Regions from separate parts of the Homo sapiens genome. Here region 2 is linked to region 1. Evidence: read pairs that join two places in POLR2A ChIA-PET (ENCODE). Cell type or tissue: K562. All regions are shown on one strand. Each heading gives the region's core, and the rest is flanking DNA. Links, peaks and the distances in the headings are about the cores only. Region 1 holds the start of MIR182 (microRNA 182). Region 2 overlaps CPA2 (carboxypeptidase A2).

The links. Peaks named below come from ENCODE experiments on the same cell type or tissue, not always from the same donor. Only the 100,000 strongest peaks of a DNase experiment are listed, where the experiment ranks them.
Region 2: POLR2A ChIA-PET joins it to region 1 with 5 read pairs; 1 of 35 experiments calls an interaction of 5 or more read pairs at or near these places.

The regions. Positions count from the first base shown.
Region 1 is chr7:129,765,477-129,772,650 of GRCh38, forward strand. MIR182 (microRNA 182) reads right to left here and starts at 5,016; the gene lies at 4,907-5,016. It overlaps LOC105375501 (a long non-coding RNA gene), which reads right to left and starts at 3,729. Exons shown (of 3, transcript XR_927963.4): 1 at 3,212-3,729; 2 at 2,411-2,482. RefSeq lists an enhancer at 5,167-6,030. In K562, for the core only: no CTCF peak of the experiment used is centred there; DNase peaks (open chromatin) are centred at 3,345 and 3,845; H3K4me3 peaks cover 2,100 bases.
Region 2 is chr7:130,271,634-130,275,633 of GRCh38, forward strand. It overlaps CPA2 (carboxypeptidase A2), which reads left to right. Exons shown (of 11, transcript NM_001869.3): 5 at 1,443-1,544; 6 at 3,516-3,614. Among named protein-coding and RNA genes, the nearest start is that of CPA2, 6.8 kb to the left of the region's middle. RefSeq lists enhancers at 695-1,347, 1,348-1,999. In K562, for the core only: no CTCF peak of the experiment used is centred there; DNase peaks (open chromatin) are centred at 1,037 and 1,748; H3K27me3 peaks cover 795 bases.

The DNA.
Region 1 (7,174 bases), core at 1,345-5,344:
CTGATCTGGTCCCCACCTGAGGTTGGCATCCCACTCCAGCACCTTTGCTTGGCCATCTCCAGAGATGGAGGGTCCAGACCCGAGGCCCTCATTGGTGCAGTCAGGAAGCTCTGTGTGATGTATAGAACATGCCTGTCTGGGGTCGGCTACTGCCCCTGCTTCTGCTCTCTTAAGTCATAGAGAACTAGAATTCTTTCAACTACTTGAAAATAACCTCACATTACCACCCAAATCTTTCATAGCTAAAATCTCCAGTTTCCATTTTTCCTGGAGATGGGTGAGTTGTTTCCAGAAATGGAGTGAACTGGAATTTCCTGAGTGGCCCCCAACGAAAACCAAAAATCCTGGATTTTATGTTTTGAAACGTCTTCCAATGCACAGCAATATAGCGAGTAAGCCACAGAAGGGACCTGGATAGCCAGACCATCTCTGGTCTGGTCCAGCGCACACCACAGCACGGGTGCCCTCCAAACTGAGCCCAGACTGAGGGATAACGTCAAGGGCTTCACAACCTTCATCTCCCATGATTCTCCTCCAGGAATCTGCTGCTGTAAGTTGGCTGCAGCCTGTCCTTCCAAGCACCACACTTTGCCCCTGTATTCCTCCCCCTGGGACCTGCTCTTTCCCCCTTCTCTCTCTACTCAGGCTCAATGTAGGTGGCTCCCTCCACTCAGAGCCCATGCACCACCCCAGCCCTGGAGGCCATGCCTTTCTTCAGCCCCAGCACCTCTTCCTGTCTGTACTACATGCACCTGCCCCATCCACACTGCCCAGTGGGGCTTGTAACCGTGCCCAGCCCAGCTCCCGCGTTGAGCTGTGTGTACCAGGAGGGCAGACCCATTGGCATTGGGTGCCATGCCTCCTGCAGCAAGCCCAGCCCTTTGCTGTTAGTGTTTAACAAGAATCTTGATGGGGGCCGAGCGCGGTGGCTCACACCTGTAACGCCAGCACTTTGGGAGGCCGAGGTGGGCAGATCACTTGAGGCCAGGAGTTCGAGACCAGCCTGGCCAACATGGTGAAACCCCATCTCTACTAAAAATACAAAAATTAGCCAGGCTTGGTGACAGGCACCTGTAATCCCAGCTACTTGGGAGGCTGAGGCAGGAGAATTGCTTGAACCCAGGAGGTAGAGGTTGCAGTGAACCAAGATCGTGCCAGCACACTCCAGCCTGGGAAACAGAGCAACACTCTGTCTCAAAAAGAAAAAAAAAGAACAGCTGAGTTCATCCCTAACAGCCTCTTCCCCTGCAGGAATGTTGGATGCCTCTTAAAAAAAAAAAATGAATATTGGTGGACTTAATGCAGCCATCTTCTTTCTGCTGGAAAGCTGGTCTTTGTGGAAACCTCTCACATGTGGTTTTGATGGTACTTTGTGCACACTTACTCTGTGCTCCAAAAGGTGCCCGGGCTCCAGCTGCCTGACCTGGAGGAGCTGCCTTGTGGAGCCATCTGTACGCCCTAGGCCCTGACACCAGGGCAGCCCCTCCCTTTTGGAGGTCAGAGCCAGGCAGGCCTTCCTATGACCTCAGGGGGCCCATGGGCTACCCATGCACGAGGGTCCCTTCCACTGCGGGAACTGAGACTCTTGGGGGGGTGACAAGACTTTCGGAGATGCTTGAGGTCAGAGGTTACGCAGAGTGTGGAAGTCAGAATGCATCACCCAGGTCTGGAATTCCACAGCCTCCCTGCCACATGCCAGGCCCCATACCAGGCCAAGGCCAGCCCTGGGCATGAAAGTGTGAGTGAGATACAGCCTGGACCCAAAAAGCCTCCACAGTTGATGGGTGAAGCTGACCTACTAACCTCAACCCTCACCCCTAGCCCTGTGGTTTTAGCACTGGCAGGCTGGGAAGGTGTGTGCAGGGCATTTGAGACATGCTGCCTTACCAGCTTCGAAGGGAGGAAGAGCTGGCGGGGAGGGCAGGCCACATGAGGAAGGCGAAACAATTTCTTCCTGGCGAGCAGGAAGACAGGTGGGGGGAGCAGGAGGGTAGTTTGCATGGCAAGGCTGGGTCATACCAGGCCCCATAAACCAGGTAAGGCGCTTGGGCTTATCCCAAGGGAGAGGGTGGGGATACTGTGGTCAGATTAGCTCAGAGGACGGTCAGTGGAGCAGGGCAGGACAGAGATGGGGAGGTGGCAGTGGTGACGGCAGCTGGGACATTCCATTCCGTAGGGACCATCCCACTGATCAGTCCTGCCTTCCCACCACCCTGGTTCTAGCTCTGCCACCCCCAGCAACCATGTATCCTAGGGAAAGGCAGAAGTCTCTGCAGGGGCTAAAGGGGCACCAGGGAGAAGGTCAGGGTCCACTGGCCACAGTGCAGCCCCCTCCCCTGGCTGTGTGGCACGGGGCCTGCAGCCTCTGGGAGCAGTTGCCAGGGCCCGGGTTCCCTGCTCCACCACTCACCTTGGCTATAAACACTTCATTGTCCTGATCCTGTTTGCTCATCTGTGCGCTGCCCGTGGTTGTGAGGATTCACTGAAATCATGAAAATGTAGCACAGTCTGTGCTCAAAGATCAATAGCTTTACTGTGACTCAATCTGCCCAAAGCCCCCAATTTCTTCTTCAGCGCCCACCCTGCTGAGGCCCCATAATAATTCTATTCCTGCCAGCATGGAGCACCAGCAGCTGTACCAGCCAAATGAAGCTATGTGGGTCGGGGGACAAAGATGATGCAAGGCTCCTCCACGCCAGCTTGGACTATAAAACGCATTCTAATCACTGACCTTACCTCCATGCTTAGCACTTAGCAGTACTTGGGCACCGCGATTATGCTGCTGTTGATCACTACACTAAACCGTTCAGCCCACATCTCCTGGTTTTGTTATTTACAAGCTTAAGAACAGAGAGCAGGCCGGGCGCAGTGGCTCATGCCTGTAATCCCAGCACTTTGGGAGACCAAGGCGGGCAGATCACGAGGTCAGGAGATCGAGACCATCCTGGCTAACACGGTGAAACCCCCGTCTCTACTAAAAATACAAAAAATTAGCCAGGCGTGGTGGTGGGCGCCTGTAGTCCCAGCTACTCAGGAGGCTGAAGCAGGACAATGGCGTGAACCCGGGAGGCGGGGTTTGCAGTGAGCCGAGATGGCGCCACTGCACTCCAGCCTGGGCGACAGAGCAAGACTCAAGTCTCAAAAAAAAAAAAAAAAAAGAACAGAGAGCAGAGCCGTTTCAGGCCCTGGTCTCTGGCAGACCCCTACTCACCTTCCTGGGCATGTATCCAAGGTCCTTCTCCCATGGCACCTGCTTCCTCTGCCATCGTGGACTTAATGGCCAAGTCCAACTCCTCCTTTCATTCTGCACACAGCCACAAGAGCCATCCAACCAGAACACACATCTGATCACACCCCCTCTGGCTGCGTGGCTCCCATGGTCCTTAGGTTCGGGAACAAATGCAGCCTTAAGATGGCCAGCCTTCCAGCCCGGCATAGACCCCAGGAAATCTGTGTGCTCTCCAACAGGAGTCTCCTCCTCTCCCTGAGGGTCACTCATCTTCCAGGACTCCCCACCCCTCCCTGTGTCCCAGCAGGTGCCGTGTGGCCCTAGCTCAGAGCAGCCTTCTTCATGCCCTGCAGAGCCAGCCTGTTTACGCAGCGTCTGCTTGTGCTCACGGCATGTAACATGCATAGTGCAGCCTGCGGGAGAACAGTTCCCTTCTCTTTCTGTCTCAAGAGCTGCCGGCTCAGACCTTCCCTACTCGGCCTGTGTCTCCCCAAAAGAGCGCAGTGAGCTGCACGGAGCCGGTTGAGCCTGGAGCCACCAGATAGATGTCTGCCCCGCCCTGCCCAGCCACAGGGGTTGGTGGGTCATGGAACCACACATGACCCTCCGAGGGCAGGTGAGGAGAAAGGAGGGCTGATGGGGGCTGATAGAAGGGGTTTGGGGGATGGGGAGCACCAGAGAAGGAAGGCTGGCAGGCCGAGGGCTGGGGAGCAGGGGATAGGCCTTCACATTTGCATTTGCACCGTTCACTGCGGGCTAGGCCACACTCACACACACACTTACACCTGCACCCACACCCTCTCAACCACACGCGCAGCTCCCACTCTGGCTCCTGAGCCATCTGCAGGCCAGGAGACTCCAGGGCCGGGCTTCCCCAGCAGGTCTGCCCACCAAGCCCAACTCTCTGGGAAGTGCCACTCACTCTGACCCTGTGGCCCGGCTCCGGCTCAGGGGAGCTCCCACTGCAAACACAAGCTCTGGGAAGGTGAGTGGAGGCTTTGTCTCAGGTTCTGAGGCGTCAGGAGGAACAAATCCATGAAGTGGAATGCTGGAGGCATAGAGGTCCAGCCCATGGGCCACCTGCACCCCAGGGGGCCAGTCCCGCATTTACACAAGTGACTTGTACACTCTCCTCCTGCACATCTCTGGAGGCTTATCCCATCTGGCCCTCCATGGCCTCAGCAGGATCACTGGATGTCCGTGATGCACGGCGTGCCCTCCCTGCCCTCATCCTCCCAGCCAGCAGCCCAGGAAGGAACCACTCTTAGTGACCTGTGGAAGGTTAGGAGACCCTCCCTCGGGGCCCTAGAGCCCACCCTGAACAGGGCCTTTCAGGGGAGAGGGTGAGAAGGTTCACCACCCAGAGGAGCCAGGCCAAAGCCCTGAAACCAAACATCCCCCAGTTCCCTCACTCCTCGATTCAGACTCCAGGGCCACAGCCTGGAGCAGAGCTGGACCCCAGCTCCTCTTGGCAGCACCCCTGAGGGCCAGAGAACGGCTTCCCAGCTGACTTGAGGACCTGTGACCTCAGGGGGATGCAGGGAAACACAGAGTGTCACTTCCAGCTGCACCTGCCCTCTGCCACTACCCAGCAGTCCGGGACCTGAGTCCCCTCCTTCCTCGCGGAGAACAGCAGGTCCAGCATGGCCGGCCCTTCCCTCGCTGGCTGTGCACAGGGTGCCGGCTGAGTCCTCGCCCCATAGTTGGCAAGTCTAGAACCACCGGATCCTGTTACCTCACCAGTGTGAGTTCTACCATTGCCAAAAACGGGGGGAGGCAAGCAGCTCCCCCCAGGAGCTGGGGAGGCCTCGGTCTGTGCTGAGGAAGAGACAGAGACAGTTAGGATGGTCCAGGCAGGGCCAGGACAGAGGCGCCCATCCCCGCAACTGCGACAAGGTCCTTCCTGCAGGGTCGCCCTGGTGTGGAGGCCCAACCCCACAGTCCCCCTTCCTGCTGGTCCCGGTCCCTCCTCAGCCCCCTCCTCTCCTCCCTTCCCCTCATATCTGTAACCTGCAGTTCCTGTGGGCAGGCATGGAGCAGACACCATCCCTAGGGCAGCCACCAGGATCCAACCCAGGCCCTGAGCTGTGGTCACCACTCCCAAGGGAACCCGAGGGCACCTCCACTCCCAGCACCTGACAGCAGGGACTCTGGGAACCAGCACAAGCCAGGCCAGAGAGCCCTGCCCCTGGGCGCTGGGGAAGAGATGGCTAATGTGGGCTGGGTTTTGCTATTTACTAAGCCCACGTCACTGCTCCATTTAATCCAGAGAGATGCTCCCAAGCCATTCCCTAGAGCCTAAAGCTCACAGGCTGCCCACCCCAAAGGGAGAGAGGGAAGTTGCTACACAAAACATTCCTCCTCCCTATCAAGTCCAAGGGAGGAAGAGCATTCCACTTGCCAAGGCCTCTTCCCTAAAAGCAGTGGACAAACAATGGCGCTGGGACCTTCTACCCAGGAACGGGAACAGGCAGCCTCTGGGGCCATCAGTCAGTGGCAGGAATGGGCCAAGCTAAAACCAACCAAATATCTCCCATCCAGACGGCACTCTCCTGACCACAGAACCCACTGCACACACCCAGCAGCCCTGCACACACCCAGACCCTTTGAGGGCTGGCTGCGATCTGATTCTCGGAGTGGCATTTCCCCAGACCGCCAGTCACTTACCCAAGGGCAGCACACTTCCGTGTTCCCACTTCCCCTGATGAGGCCAGGTCCTTTCCCAAGGGGTGTTGAAGTGTCCTGAAGGCATCTCAAGCCTTTAGCAAGGGTGCAGGCTGCCTGCCCCCAACCCTGCATCCCCATGCCTCCCCTGCAGCCTGGAAGGGACTCTTTGCCCTCAAGCCTCCTGGGCAGTATGGGCCCACCATGAGCAGGCTCATTTTCCGAACATGCCCCGGCTGGGGGAGCAGCTGACTTGGCAGGGCCCCCAAAATGACACCGCTGCCGCCGCCACCGCCACCACCCCTCCCATCCTGCCTGCCCTTTAGGGTGGAGTGAGATGGGATGATGGCTTAAGATGCAAACAGATCCAGGCCATCCCCAGGGCCAAGTCCAGGACCTCGGTGGCACCCAGACCGGACCGGCAGCCTGGGCTTGGGCGCTGGGGAGGACACCTCTGCCCGAAAGGAGAGGCTTGGTGGGGAAGGTTTGGCCTCTGAGCAGAGGCACGACTCTGGAAGCCTCTCCGAGGGTGGGCGGGCCTGCTTTGGGACATCAGCAGCACTGGGCTCTCTTGGTCCCATGGAGCCCCCAAGCCTGGGACTTGCTGAGGAGGCCACTCCCACCCTCCTCCAGTGTGTATGTGGGGGGTCCTGTCCTCCTCCCCACCCAGCTGTGGCCGCACCAGCCGGGCTCCATCGGCAGCCTGGGGCTGCAGGCGATCAATGGTGCCGGATCGCATTTCGACCCGCCTGAGGCTGGGCAGAGGCTGGGATAATGGCCTGGAATGAATAAGCAAATGGAGTGGTGGGGGAGGCGGGGAGTCTGGAAAACCCACTCATACAGCCCTCCAGGGAGCTGCCCCTCCTGCCGCTCCACGCACCCAGACAGGCCAAGCAAGGTGCCCGACATGGGGGACGCCCTAAACCCGGGCATCTGGGAGCCGCTGCTTTTGACAAACAGAAAAACAAAGCAAAAAGTGCTTCTCAGTGACCCTCCCGCTCCAGCAAGAAAGGCCTTCGCTGCAGTGGGACAGCGTTCCTGCCTGACACTGGACACCATTGGACAGATCATGGGCAGAACCTTTTGCCCATCTCACAGACCTTCTGGAAGCCACACAAGGGAGGATCCAGGACCTGTTCTGCAGGGTGGGGAGGTGAAGAGGGGCCCTCTCCTATCCTAAGTGCCCCCAGCCTGGGTGGTAGGAAATTGTGTCTTTAGGGAGGAGGGCCAGCTGTGGTGGCCCCCACTCTCTGGGACAGTCACTGTTGTGGGTGAACTCAC
Region 2 (4,000 bases), core at 1-4,000, 500 kb after region 1:
ATTTTTCATCTGCCGTGCCAAGAAGCGGGGGTTGGTGCAAAGGGAGTAGCCTCTGGTCCTTTTGTTACTTGGGCGTGGAAAGTTGGAGTTTTCTTTTTGATTTAGTTCTAGGGAGTCAGCCTGAATTGGCCTTGGGTTCCCTGCCTCCAGACCCTATTCTTCTGCCTCACAGGGATGTGCTCTCTAAGACCTCATGGCAGCAAAGCCTCATGAAGTCTCTGCTGTCTTTCTTGGGCTTTGTTGTTTCTGTGGAGACTATCCCCTTCCTGCATCTGCTACTCCATGCTGCTGTGGGGATCCTGGGCAGTGCTGCATTTACTTCTGTGGCACAGAGCTCTTCTCCAGGCCCACGGGAATCTATCTGCACTGACTTAAGAGTCGAGGGATGGAAAGGGGCCGGAGGGGATGGAGGTTGTAGGGCCAAGGGGTGGCATGGGGAGTACGAAAGAGCCAGAGAAGAGGTATCTGGTAGGCACCAAGTCTCCAAGTTGGCAGTTTTTAAATGCAAAAAGCTTTAAACATTTTTTTCTCCTAATTTATGTGATGGAAAAACCTGATTTAACCTAAACTCATTTGGGAGCAAAATCTGACCTGAATTGCCTCACTGCTCATTTGTTTCACTGCCAGAAATAATATTAATGTGCTTGAATACGGAGCAATGTCCCGTGTGTAATAATATATACTTCCTATTACCCTTCTAAAATTCTCCCCTGAAAAAAATATCTTATTTGAAATATATATGGCCTCAAGGGTTTCAGATAGGGGACTGTGGACCAGCACAGAGAATAAGAAAGAAAAGGAAGTGAAGCAAACAAGATGCCCTCCCGCTCTCCCAGACAAACTGATGTCTGTCTCCTACAGAGTGCAAATACTGGCAACAGCTGGAGGGACTGACTTCCTCCCGCTAGCTCTCCAGACGCGCCCGGACACGTCTCAATCCCAGCAATGGACACAGCTTGGGTTCTCCAGATGCACAAAATTTCAATCGCCTTGAAAATAGGAGCTGGAGTAGCCGGTGGCCTTAGTGCGTCTGCAGCAGAAACCCCATTGTCCCTGGGCCTGATTTAGCCGGGAGACATTTTGTAGCGATCGCCTCTACATCCATTTTGGGGTTGAGGGGGCACTACCATTTGTGTTCCTCTGCTAACAAGGGCGAGAAACCCCACCTCAGGGCTGGGGTCGCCAAAAGCCACAAGTACCTCAGGGAAGTGTGCCATTTTGCTTTGCACAAAACTGCAAAGAGCCGGCTGGGCTGCAGCCCCTGCAGACACCGTCGGACTCAGCAGCACTCAGCTGGATCCAAACCCTCCGACCCTACAGCTCGGGCCGCGCTGCCCCCTCCGCTGTGTCCCAAGGGAATGGGGAAAATCACCAGGGGATCAGATCTCATGCAACAGATGGTTCACTCGCAAATGTCTATTTATTCACTTGAAACATTTCAGATTTCCCAAGAAATGGATAACCTCGTGGCTGAGCACCCTGGTCTAGTGAGCAAAGTGAATATTGGCTCTTCTTTTGAGAACCGGCCTATGAACGTGCTCAAGGTACACGGTGCAGGGACGGTTCTTCCTCTCGATGTTTCTAGAATCTCCCTCCTCCCAGGCTAGCCGGCAGTCCCAGCTTGTGCTACAGAGAGGCTCCTTTTTATTACTTTTTTTTTCTTTTCCTCCTAACCGGTCCTTGCTGGTTTTGAGTATCCACTCCCCCACCCCCGCCCCCTTCTTTTTCTTTCTCTCTGTTCCTGAGCAAGCTGACGCAGGTCTGCAGGAGTGAATTAATGCTCACGTCCTGAGAGATGAGCTCCTGGGGAACCGGGGCAAATGCGCCAATAGGAGCCGAGGAAGGGGGAGGTGCGGGCCGGGGGAGGTTGGGGGCTGGGGGCTGTAATTCAAGCTGGGAGTTCTCTGCCTCCCCTCCCCTTCTCTTTTTTTTCTTTCCTCTTTAAACACACACACACACACACACATACACGCGCACACACACACGCACACCAGTTAAAAAAGAAAAAGCACTAATTGCCTAAGCTGCATTTTTTTCTTTTTCTTTTTTTTTTTTTTTTTTGTTTTTTAAAGAAGAGTTCTGGTCGTATGCAGAAGGATGATGGACAACTAAACCCTAAACCGCAAAGACAAACGCCCTGAACGAAGATCTTTTGAAAAAGGATATAGATGAAAAAAGGTTAGGGTTTTACGCCATCTCGTAACCTCTGAAGTCTTTGTGCACATAATTTCAAGCTTTGCACTTTGTCCTCAAAAACAGTGAAAATTATTTCCCCAGATTTCCTAGAAAGAGTTTTTTAAGAGAAAAAAAAACCAAAAAGAGGTAATGTCACAACTCCTCGCTAAATTTGGAAACGTTATGGCTGGGAACCAACTGACTAACTGGGACAGATGGATTTCTCCAGAGCGTTTTTCCCAAAGCAGGCCTGAGAGGAGTGATTTGCCTACTTTATACCACTAGGATACATTTGCTAATGTTTACCTCCCTTCTTTCTTTTTATTTCGTCTACCCGCACCCCCCCTCCCCGCGCCGAGTTGGATCAGAAAACCCCAGATTCTCTTCCACCTTGGTCTTCCCTGGCCTTCCCTTTTCCTGCGTGGTTCGGCGGTGGAGGATGTTGTGTTTTTGAAAGTTCCCTGCTTTTTACATTTGAGCTCTTTGGAGGAAAAGGCACAAAACACTTTTAACTAAAACTCCTAGAACCCATGAACTGTAATTTTTAGCAAGGATTTGCATTTCTCATTTACCTTATCTGCTGTGTTTAGAATGCTGCACAGAGATAGAAGTTGATGGTGCAAAAATAATCTTTTCCTCTCCATTTACTGATCCAATTGGCAAAGCCACTGTTTCAAATAAAACTAAGTCACTTAGATCATAAAATTTAAACTCTGGAAAGTACCTCCGGAGGCTTGCTATCCTGTTTTTATGAAGGTCTCAAAAGGTTATCACAAGCATTTTTATAACAAAACACTATTATTGCATACATTTGGAAAATAGAGAAAAGAAAAAAGAAAAAAAAATCCTCATAATTCTAATTCCACAACTATAGGATAATAGCTATTAACAATCTGTTGTATATTTTTCTACTTTTTTCTCTCTTTTCTTTTTCCTTTTCTCTCTTCCTCCTTCTCCTTTTCCTTTTTTCTCATATGTATGTGTATGTATAAATGAACTAGTTTCTTTAAAAATAAAAATGAAATCTTGTAATCCATTTTTTTCCAATTTTCAGCATATGAAGATATTTTCATGTCATCATCTACAACGATTTTTTACAAACATCAGAGGAGAATTGTCTATGCCCCTCAGTCTGTGTTTACACTTGCATTCGAAGAAGGGGACAAAAGAAAATTCTCCTTAAATGAGAGTTAGTCGACAGCATCACTGTCTGTATTTCCTTCTCTGTCAATCACATCAAGAATAGAGAGAGGGACAGAGAAGGATGGTCTAGGGTAGAAAGGAGGCAACCAGGTGCCACGGCAGTGGAGCCGTTCACATTGCCACACTTGCTTTTGCAGTTCAGCACCGGAGGAGACAAGCCAGCTATCTGGCTGGATGCTGGGATCCATGCTCGAGAGTGGGTTACACAAGCTACGGCACTTTGGACAGCAAATAAGGTCATTTTGCCTAATATTCCTTGCTTATTTTGCCTTTCTGGGGTCAGGCCCACCAAAATCCATGACAGTCCCAGTGGTCCTGATGGCTGGCGCTCTCAGACAAAACCCTTCTCTTGTCACACGGGCTGGCAGTCAACCCATCCAGACTTTTTTGGTATTGCCCCATCCAGCACCCCAGGCTCCTCCCCTTGGGCAGGCCACTGTGCGCTGTGTTAAAAGGCACAGCGATGTGATGATTGCTGTTGAGTGAGAGAGAGGGGAAAAAAAAAAAGACTCAGTAAGCTAAAGAGATTGAACGGGTGGCCAGGGAGGACCCTTGGGAGCCAGATTTCAGCAAAAGAACCGACTAGAGAAAAATCACTTTGCTGCCTGGAACCCTGAGGGCT